Regions from separate parts of the Homo sapiens genome. Here region 2 is linked to region 1. A link is an interaction called in ENCODE POLR2A ChIA-PET data of the cell type or tissue named here. Cell type or tissue: OCI-LY7. All regions are shown on one strand. Each heading gives the region's core, and the rest is flanking DNA. Links, peaks and the distances in the headings are about the cores only.

The links. ChIA-PET counts read pairs that join two places held together with the same protein. Peaks named below come from ENCODE experiments on the same cell type or tissue, not always from the same donor. Only the 100,000 strongest peaks of a DNase experiment are listed, where the experiment ranks them.
Region 2: POLR2A ChIA-PET joins it to region 1 with 5 read pairs; 2 of 35 experiments call an interaction of 5 or more read pairs at or near these places.

What each region holds. Positions count from the first base shown.
Region 1 is chr3:197,561,654-197,567,248 of GRCh38, forward strand. It overlaps a transcript of BDH1 not described here. Among named protein-coding and RNA genes, the nearest start is that of BDH1, 8.5 kb to the left of the region's middle. RefSeq lists an enhancer at 803-902. In OCI-LY7, for the core only: no CTCF peak of the experiment used is centred there; a DNase peak (open chromatin) is centred at 2,628; H3K4me3 peaks cover 237 bases.
Region 2 is chr3:197,240,164-197,245,758 of GRCh38, forward strand. All of the region lies in intron 4 of DLG1 (discs large MAGUK scaffold protein 1), which reads right to left. Among named protein-coding and RNA genes, the nearest start is that of MIR4797, 51 kb to the right of the region's middle. In OCI-LY7, for the core only: no CTCF peak of the experiment used is centred there; no DNase peak of the experiment used is centred there.

The DNA of each region.
Region 1 (5,595 bases), core at 683-4,682:
CTGGTTGCTTTCCCATCAGATTTGACCTACTCTTCCAGACTTGGTCCAATCTGAGTGAGAATTCCAAATTACGGGTAACAAAGCCTTTCTAATCTGGCCAAAATTTCTCACAGCTAAAACAAACAAACAAAACAACAACAACAACAACAAAAACATGCACTTGCTTTCTGTGTTTGCTTCCTGTCTTAAAAAAAAAATATTTATTTCATTTACTTTTCTTCTACCCTATACCTCCTTCCCCCTTTGCCATCTGCAGTACCAAAAAAATCTAGAGAAGGCTTCTAATGACTTGAACCCCTTTAAAGAATTCAGAACAAAGGGGCCACTCACCCCTTTTGGAGTGTTGTGTTTTCTCTGTGAAGTTTCAAGAGTCGTGGGCGGATTCTTCTTACATCTAAAGCTCTGTTTTCCTGTATTGCATGACCTGACCTCTTTGGCTTTGGGGGAACCAGAGATGACCTTGCACTGTGAGAGGATTTGACCTTGGAGCATGTAATGGCAGACGAGAACTACAAAGTTACGGGTGGCTGAGCACAGTTTACAGGAAGTGGTCTTGGCTGGTTTCTTTTCTTTTCTCTTCTCTCCTAGGAAATTGTTGTTTAAGGATCCTAATTCTAGTTCGGAGATGCATTCTAAAGGGTCTTATCTATTGCTTTTTCTCCCATAATTAATCTCAATTGTGTTTGTCTGTGTGCATTTGTCTGAGGAACTGAACTGTTGTTTTCATAGGCAAATGAGAAACTGAGTTTTCTGAGCTCCAAAGAGAAAGGACATTTGCTCTTTCCAGCGAAAGGCGTCCCTGGGTGACCAGGGGCCTCGTGGGAGCGTCTGGGGAGTTGACCCCCTGCAACATGCAGTGGCCCTGCAGGGAAATCCCCAGAAAAATTTAATTTTAAAAATGGGTCATCCAGGAAATGCATATAAGGGCTGATCACCTGGCATTTTGAGCCCTCTCAGAGGACATAGACCTCTGGAGAGAGAAGCTGAGATGCATAAGAGGCTGGAAACAACTCAGTGATGACACACTGTGGAGTCCTGCCCACAAGCAGCTCACATCGATCCATGCACAAAAACCCTAGGCCACAGCTCAATTCTTCCTTTTAAGAAAAAAAAAAAGAAGCAGGAAACAATCTGAGAATGAGGAGAAAACAAGGAGAATGACCCCCTTTAGAGCACCTTATTGGTTTTATGGCACCTCTATTTGCCAGAGTAAAATGGAAGTAATACAGTCTTTGTGCAAATTTACATTGAGGAAAAAGAGCCCTAAGGTCAACCTGCAAATTCTAGAGTTCCTAGTCCGTTTTTCTCTATTTTCCTTTCTGCCATGCTTTAAGTCTGCTGTTATTTTTCCACTGAGATAAAACCACTGTTTGGGTCTAATAGTTTTTTGGGTTTTTCTTGCAAGCTGGCAAATTTGTATTTATCTCATGGCTAAAGTACTGGAGTAAAAGTTATAGAATCTGTATGTGTGTATGTGTGTATGTACATGTACACATGTATGTATTTGAAGGCCTTTATGATAGATGTCTATAATTTTATGTCCAATTGTTAATTAAATTCATTTTAATTTCCCTCCAGCTCACCAGACTTTCACTTTGTACCTTACGAGGTAAATTTTGCTGTCTGACTTTTATGTGAGTTGTTTCCTTTAATATGCAAATTTAAGACTATTAGCTGACAAGAAGAAAAAGAAGACCCTTTAGAATGCATCTCTGAACTAGAATTAGGATCCTTAAACAACAATTTCCTAGGAGAGAAAAGAAGAATGAACAAGGAGAGTTTGGAGGTTAAAAGCAAGATGGAGTCAGTTAGGCAAATCTTTTTCACGTCTCTGTTATAATTTTGCAATGATGGTTCCATAACTTTAAATGATGACTATCACAGTTTTCATAAATCATCTAAAACAATTAAAATAATTAGGTGAATGTAATACTTGTAGACAAACTCATAATTTAGAATCTAAAGTTATATTAAATTAAGTAATAGATATTTCATTATATGGGTATTTTCCAATAAAAATATATTTGTAAGAAAACATTCTTTTTAAAAAGTGTGTCATTTTTAAAAAGATGAATAGTTTTTGTCTAATTCAAAGCTTATTTAAAGGTCATGTTTAAAACAATATAAAAGGAACCAGGAAAATAAAAGAGATGTAAAGAAAGTTATGGCTGGGAGCAGTGGCTCACACTTGTAATCCCAGCACTTTGGGAGGCTGAGGCAGGCAGATCACTTGAGGTCAGGAGTTTGAGACCAGCCTGGTCAACATGGTAAAATCCCATCTCTACTAAAAATACAAAAATTAGCCAGGCGTGGTGGTAGGCTACTGTAATCACAGCTACTTGGAAAGCTGAGGCAGGAGAATTGCTTGAACCCAGGAAGCGGAGGTTGCAGTGAGCTGAGATCTTGCCACTGCACTCTAGCCTGGGTGACAGCCAGACTTCATCTAAAAAAAAAAAAAAAAAAAGACAGTTATAAAAATAAAGAGGTTTTTTTTGGTAAGAAAGCTTAAAGATAAATAATTTCATATAAGAAAGAATCTTGTATGGTAAATTTAGTCCTAGAGTAAAATGACTGGTTGCTTAAGAAAGAGGGATGTTCAGGACAAACCAGAAAGTCCAAGCATGTCATGAACAGTCTGTGTAAGTCACAATAAGAGGATTTATTTTAAAAAAACCTATATGATCAAGTTGTCATATTATTATTAAGTTTTGGTTTGCTTAGGGAAAAAACTGAGATTAAATTTTTTTTTTAAGTTAAGGTTATTACACCCATATGTCTCTCTGTATGAGGTTTTAAAGTACTTGTGACATTTAGTTACAGGGCTTTGACTCCTGGGTGTAAAAAAGATACCAAGTCCTGCTAAAGTTTAAACACTGACAGCAATTAAAATCCCATCTTTAGTCTCGGTAGAAAATGCCAATCAAAATAAACTGCATTCCTGAAACACAGGGCCAAAAATTCAAGTCATTCAACTTTCTCAGGAAAGGGGCATGTGAGATTGTAAGAGCCAATGTTGAGAGATAAAATAAGTTCAGTTTCTCTATAAATTAATCATTAATGTCAAAGGCACACTGATGCAAGACCAGCATATGAGCCCATGTCAAATTAACAAGGTTTTTATGAAATATTAACCAACTCCTAAGTAAAGGTTATAAAGGTTATGAAAGGCTTATGGAAGTTATAGCTTATGGTCAAGATTAAAATTTTATAGATTGTTTATAAAATTTTAGAGAACAAATTTAATTGGCTTCCTGCTGTGTTTTGTTTTTTGTTTTGTTTTGTTTTTGAGATAGAGTTTCGCTCTTGTTGCCCAGGCTAGGGTGCAATGGTGCAATCTCCGCTCACTGCAACCTCCACCTCCAAGGTTCAAGCGATTCTCCTGCCTCAGCCTCCCTAGTAGCTGAGATTACAGGCATGTGCCACCACGCCTGGCTAATTTTGTATTTTTAGTATACACAGGGTTTCTCCATGTTGGTCAGGCTGGTCTCAAACTCCCAACCTCGGGTGACCCACCTGCCTTGGCCTCCCAAAGTGCTGGGATTACAGCCATGAGCCGCCGCACCCAGCCAGCTTCCTGCTGTTGTTACTAGGGCTTATTGTTTGGAAAATTAGCTCTCTTTTCTCAAAGAGAAGGTTTTTGCCTTTTTTTTAAATCCTTGAGTTATCACTTTGGTCAAATGAATGACTTATTTTACAATAACCTGTGATATCAAGTGTTCTAAACCTTTGATATTTGATAACCTTTCCAAAATCAAATTATAAATTATGTCTTTTTCTGCTTGAATTAATCCTTTAAGATATTAGGTTTCCTGAAGTCCAAAATGACATAATTTGGCTTATTTGGTATAAAAATCATACAGGAAACTTTGTCAAATATGAAATGGTGTTTGGCTTTCTTTGGGCTGTATTTATATAAATATGTTATTGGTATGTGTTCCAAAATCATGGGAAACTCCTATAATTTTGATATGACTTAATGTACATTATCAGTAATAATTATAATTGTTATGTTAAATTGTTGCTGCCACAGAGATAAGTTTCTTTGTCAGTTGTGTCTTTGACTGTGGCTGCCTTAAAACCTTTTGTCATCCACAAACAATTGTCTTGTTTTGGTCCTCCTTAGAAAGTGGTTTTATAATCAACTATAGAACTCTAACAGGTGTTCCTAGATGCAAGTTTCTGATAACTTTGGAGATTGGAACATTAGAATAGAGAAAAAAACTTTCAGGACTCTCATGGAGAACTGAAATGTTCATGAATGTCAGAACAAAAGCTAACTGCGTGAGCTGATCTAATAAAAGACTAAAGTAATCTTTTAAACTTTTTGCTTAAAATGTTGCTGATCCTTTGTTTTGTTTTTCAGATACAAGAAAACGTCTTTTAAGCTATTTACAGCTTTTAACAATTGAGTGAAGTATACTTCTATGAACAAAATTTAGACCATATTTGTTTCTGTCAACCTGATTTCTCCAAAATTTGGGAACTATGTGTGAGTATTCTTATGACAATACAGTTATTTGCATAAGTGCAATAAGAATCTGTTTTCATTTGTAACAGGACACAATTGGAGAAACTGGTTATTTTACTAAAGTTTTGACTGGAATGGTGTGCTTTCCTTTAAGGATTCAAAATTGACTTATGGAGGCAATAAAAGCCCATTGGATAAACTGCTGTGATACCTTTGTCTACACAGCCATTGTAAAGGGTTCCTGATGTGTCATAAGTAAAGAATGTCACTTTCTGACAGGCCCAGGAGCCCCAAGTTTATCTTGGAACCTCAAGAGGAAAGGATCACTCAACTCATAGGTACCTGATGGCACAAATCCATAGCTGGGCTCAGCTTTAAAAAAATGTCTTATCTGAGATTCCTTCTATGGAACAAAGTTCCATCAAAGCCAATTTAAAAGCCTATGTAAAAAAATAATTACTCTGGCTGCATTGTATACAAATAATTAGGCCAAGTATAGTAAAGCAAACCAGTCCTACCATGATTTTTCTTTAGTACAAACGGGAAACTGAAGAGAGAAACATTATGATTCAAAACTATAGTACAGCAGTTGTTAGATTCTAGTCTTGCCTAACGTTTCTTGATTTTTATTATTTTTTAAAGTTTGAACTGAATTCTAATTTTTCTTGGCTCCAAGTCTTCAAAGTAATTTTTGTTACTTTGTTTTCAATTTTTTTCTTCTTCTTTTCCCATTTTTCCTAATTTGGAGTCACTGAAAACTGAGCTGTGCTTTCATAAAGCCCCACAAACTGAAGCTAGACAACCTTCAGAAGAAAATAATAGCAACCTTATTTACATACATTAGCCACTTTCATACCTACCTACTGATGTATAAACTTCAGAGTAATGTGGCCTATATCGATTTTCCAGGATTGTTCTTTTGTTTGTTGTTGTTTTTCTACCTTCTTCCCCCTGTTTTCTCTTCAAAGGACATGAGACTTCACAACCTTCTAAATATGAGCTTTCCTAATAACTTGGGACCTACCTATCTAGGAATAAACCATCCTAGCCATGAGACACCAGATGAAACCTGGGACGAGGGACTCATTTTCTCCTAAAATGCTTTCTCCAAAAGATTTTAAAAAGAA
Region 2 (5,595 bases), core at 784-4,783, 320 kb before region 1:
GCCAAGCAAGACACTGAATCAGAGTAGATGTTCATTAGATGTTCATCAACACCATCTGTAGAAGGTTTATTGTACAGGTCCCCTGGGCAGGAACTCCTAGCCAGCATTCCCACACTACTGGGACATCCCCTTTGGAATCTCCCTCATTCGGGAAGAACAGTGCTCTGGTTCTTTACTAGAACCTAGGTGAACCTGGGCTTAAGGTAACTAGAGAGAGCTAAAAAGGAGGCAGCAACCTAACAGTAAAGAACTTCTAAGCAAATACATCCAGTAAAAACCAAAACAAGCCAGACAGAGAAGGCTGAATAAAACAGCCACAACAAACAACAGAAAACAGGTACCCATGATCTCCCCAAATGGACAAAGCAAGGAACCAATAACTGACACTAATGAGATAGTGATCTATGAGCTCTCTGACCAATATTCAAAGTAGTATTTTTAAGAAAACTCAGTGATCTCCAAGATAACACAGAAATGCAATTCAGAAATTTATCAGGAAATTTTAAAAAGAGATTAAAGTAATTTTTTAAAATTATCCAAGTCATAACACCAAAAGAAAAGAAAAGAAAAAAATCAAACAGAAATCTTGGAACTGAGAAATACACTTGCTGAACTGATTCATTAGAGGCTCTTGACATAAGAGAGGATCAAGCAGAGTAAACAATCATTAGGCTCAGAGACAGGCTATGAAAACACACATAGGAGAAAAAAGAATGAAAAGCAACAAAGATTGCCTATAAGATATAGAAAATTACCTCAAAAAAAAAATGTAAGAATTATTAGTGTTCAAAGAAAGTTGAGCAAAAGCATGAGGTAGAAAGCTTATTCAAAGAAATAATAGAAAACTTTCCACAACTTGAGAAAAATGTAAATATCCTAGTACAGGAAGGTCAGAAAACACATTTGACCCAAATAAGATTACCCAAAGGCATATAATAATCAAATTTGAAAAGTCAAAGACAAAGAGAGGATCCTAAAAGCAGCAATAGAAAAGAAACAAATAACATATAAAGAAGCTCTACCTTGTATGACAACAGACTTCTCAACGGAAACCATACAGGCCAGGAAGGGACAGGAACATTTTTAATGTGCTCAAAGAAAAAAACCAAAACTACCATCCAGGAATATCCTTGTCCAGCAAAATTACCCTTCACATATGAAGGGGAGATAAAGACTCCCACACAAACAAAAGCTAAGAGAATTCACCACCACAAGACTCATATTACAAAAAAAATGCTAAAAGGAATTACTCAATCTGGAAGAAAAAAACACTACCATGAAAAATAAAACAAACTAAAAAAACATTTGAAGGTGTAAAACCCACTGGTAAAATTATGTATACACAAAAAACCCAAAATACTTTACTATTGTAATTGTGGTATGCAATCCACTCACGACTCTAGTATTATATAAAGCCCAAAAGATAAATCTATCAAAAACAGTAACAGTTACAACAACCTGTTAAGTGGCAGATAATATAAAAATAGATAAACTGAGACAATTAAAAGCCTCTAATGAATTCTTAGAGGGAGGGATGAAGTTAAATTGTGGAAGTTCTTTCAAATTTTCCTTTGTTTCTATTCTTTTGTGATCTAAGATAAGTTGTCAACTCTTTAAGATAATTTGTTATTTTTTTGTAAACCTCATGGTAACCACGATGCAAAAACCTATAACAAATTCACTAAAAATAAAAAGCAACACATTAAAACATACCACCAGAGAAAATCTCTTAACCACAAGAAAGGAAGAGTTACGAAACAATCAGAAAACAAGCAACAAAATGGCAGTAGTCTTTACTTATCAATAATACTACTGAAGGTAAATGCACTCAGTTCTCCAATTAAAAGGCAAAGAAAGAAACAAGACCCAATTCCATGCTGTCTACAAGAAACCCACTTCACCTATTAAGATACACATACATTAAAAGGGAGGGAAAAGATATTTCATGCAACTGGAAACCAAAAAAGCTCAGGAGCAACTATGCTTCTATCAGATAAAGTGGACTACAAATCAAAGACTGTAAAAAAAAGACAAAGAAGGTCACTATATGATGATAAAGGAGTCAGTCAATTCAGCAAGAGGATATAACAATTATAAATATTCACCCATCAGAGCTCCCAAGTATATATAAAAAAATTAATACATCCAAGGGGATAGACTGCAATACAATAATAGTAGGAGACTTTAATACCCTACTCTCAGAAATGGACAGATAACCCAGACAGAAAATAAACAAAGAAACACTGGAGTTAAACTACAAACTAGACCTAATAGGCCTAACTGACATTTACAGAACATTCCACCCAACTGCTGGAGAATACACATTCTTTTTATCAGCACATAAAACATGCTCCAGAATGGACCATTATCATAGGCCATGAGTCTGAACAAATAAAAAAAAAAATAGAAATCATATCAAATATCTTTTCTGACCACAAAAAGAATAAAAATACATATCAATAAAAAGAACCTCAAGAACTTCAAAAACGTATGGAAATTAGACAACATGCTCCTGAACAATGAAGAAATTCAGAAGGAAACTTAAAAACTTGAAACAAATGAAAATGGAAACACAACATACCAAAGCTATGGAATACAGCAAAAGCAGTATTAAGCAGGTTTATGGCAATAAACACCTGCATCAAAAAAGTAGAAATAGGCTGGGCATGATGATTCATGCCTGTAATCTCAGCACTTTGGGAGGTCACAGCAGGATTGCTTGAGACCAGGAGTTCAAGATCCTGCAGTCTGGACATGCCTGTAGTCCCAGCTGCTTGAAGAATTAGGCAAGAGGATGCCTTGTGTTAGAAATAAGAGCTCAGAGTTGCAAAGAAAATGAGCACTCAAACAAAAGACTTCTCAGCAAGGCAAATTTCAGAAGGGTGCTGCCTGCGTTAGTTACGATCGCAAGAGCACACCAAACAAAGGAAAGCAGGGGTTTTTATTCCCAATGCCGTTCCTGTTTCTGTGTCCTCCCCCAGTTAATTAGGGTAGGACCACACAATCTAAACTGATTCCGACTGACTAGATTTAGCATTTAGAAAAGGAAAAAGAACCAGGAAATTCATTGTTTGAACCTAACAACTTCGAGTAAGGCGGCATGGGTCAGCTACAAGGTTGGTGGATGGAGGCATGCCTGGGCCTGTTAAAGGCAGGAAAAACTACTTATGTAATAGAACAAAGGAAAAGGGGGGTGAAACCCTTTGAAGAGAAACTGTTTGTTCCTAACAATTTTCCCCTCTTGAATTTACACACTTTCTTCTTCAAACTTACCTAACATGACCTGACTTTGCTGTTCCTCACTGTCTAGAAGTAAAAGTTTGTTAAACTAGGGTGGAAAAGAAATCAGGAAAGTTTCAGTAAGGGCTGTTGTAATAAGTCTTTCAACTAATAGGGATGAAGGTACAACACTGGGTTCCTATCATGACACAGACTCCACCTCTTTTTTTTTTGCTAATATCATACCTAGCGCCATCCTATTTTCCCAGACCATTTGGCTAGTAGGCCCTAATTGTTGAGCTATTCTTTTAATGGCATTCCTAGTATAACTGACAAATCGTTGTTGGTTATAGTAGATATAATTTATCCAATCTACATTTTTATTAATTGTTGACCACCAGAATAACATGGACTCAGACCCTGCAGTTATCTGATTTCGGGCTTTAAATTCATTTCGTACCCCTCGTGGGACTCCAACGGCGTCTATATAAACATGAGAGTCAAAGGACCCACGAGGGACATCTCTTGTTTTACGATGTTTTATCTTTTCTGGTTGATGAAATGCCAGAGTGAAAGGGATATCCAATTGGATCAGAGTGCAAGTGCCGCTCCAGTTACTTGGCAGAGTATCCAGTAATAGTCCACCACAATACCATCCTACATTTGCTTGGGGATGAATAAGGGGAGACTGATTAGTAAGCTCCTGGAAGGGCTTAAGCTCACTGCATCCCTTTAGGTCTCCAAGAAATGCCAAGTTTTCCCCGTGTTGTGAGAGACATGAGGTAAAACTGGCATGGGGAAATGGAAGCTTGATGGCCCTTGGGGGCTGACCCGCAGGGTGCTGGACTTGAGGGAATAGCAGAGAGGGAGCTTGGCATAACTTATTACCCCAGGATGTGAGGTGTTGGAAGGGAACTACCATACAGTTCATGCCTGGTAGACTGGAGGACCATTCGAGTGGAAAGGGGACAATCTGGGCCTTTGGCCTGCTGTGCGCACAAGCATAGCAATCATTTTTGTTTAGAGTGCAGACAGAATATTTAATCCATTTCAGCCAGGCATTTGCATCTCGGTACCCTGTTTCAATGATTAGGTTTGTTTTAGATCTTTTACCTCTACGACGGCCACTTTGGTTTTGTTACTGGGTGAGGAAAGGATAATTGTCTGACAGTAGAGAGGGGAAAGAAAAAAAGGCACTATAAGAGGGTTAAGCTTTTTTTTTTTTATCTTTAGCTTGGTAGGAATTGGTCTCGGAACAATAGCGCATGACTTTGAAGATGGCGATGCTTTTTTGACTGGGGTATGATGGGTCTGCATTTTTTTGTTGTTGTTTGGACTGCAGTCTTGGTGGTTAGAAGCACGAGATAGGGTCCTTCCCAAGCTGGTTTGAGTTTTCCTTCTTTCCAGCTTCTGATGAGAACATCATCCCCAGGCTGATGCTGATGTGCTGGGAACTCCAAGGGTGGCATCTGTACTAAAAAGCCTTTAGCTTTGAGGGAAGAGAAAGTGGAAGAGAGACCAAGTACATAGCTCTTGAGAAACTGACTTTTAGTTTCAAACGTAGGAATGTCAACAGTGAAGTGTGAGTAAGGCAGCCTATACAGCATTTCACAAGGAGATAAGCCAACTTCTTTCTGAGGGACAGTTCGGACCTTTAATAAGGCAATAGGAAGGCACTTGGTCCATGATAATCGAGTTTTTAAAACTAATTTGGTTAGATGGCTTTTTAGGGTTTGGTTCATTCTTTCTACTCTTTCTGATGAAGGTGGGTGCCAGGGGGTATGGTATTCCCACTTTATTTCTAATATCTGGGCTAGCTTTATATTGTCATGTGCAGTGAAATGGATTCCATTATCTGAATCAATGTTTTCTATTAATCCAAACTTGGGTATAACATTTTCTATGAGTGTCTTAACTACATTGTTGGTGGTTGCACTTGAAAAAGAAATTGCATTTACCCAGTGAGTAAGGTGATCTACTATCACCAGTAGATACTTTAGGCGGCCTGTTGGGGGTATTTTGGTATAATCAATTTGGATACTTCGGAGTGGCCTTAATCTTGGGTTTCTTCCTCCAAGGGGTGGTTTTCTTAGGGTTTATTAGTTTTCTTACATATTAGACAATTATCTGTAACTTGTTTTGCTAGAGTATAAATTCCTATACATCCATAGACTTTAAGAACTGCATCACACATAGCCTGAGGTCCCCAGTGGGTTTCTTGATGTAGCTGAGACAAAACCTCCCTCATGAGAGATTTGGTTAGCATTTCTCTTTGGTCTGGTAACACCCATTTACCTTCTGAGTTTTCTTTGGCTCCTATTTTTATTAATTTCTCCTTTTCAGCGGGAGTGAAGATGGGAATGGCAGTTGGGGGAG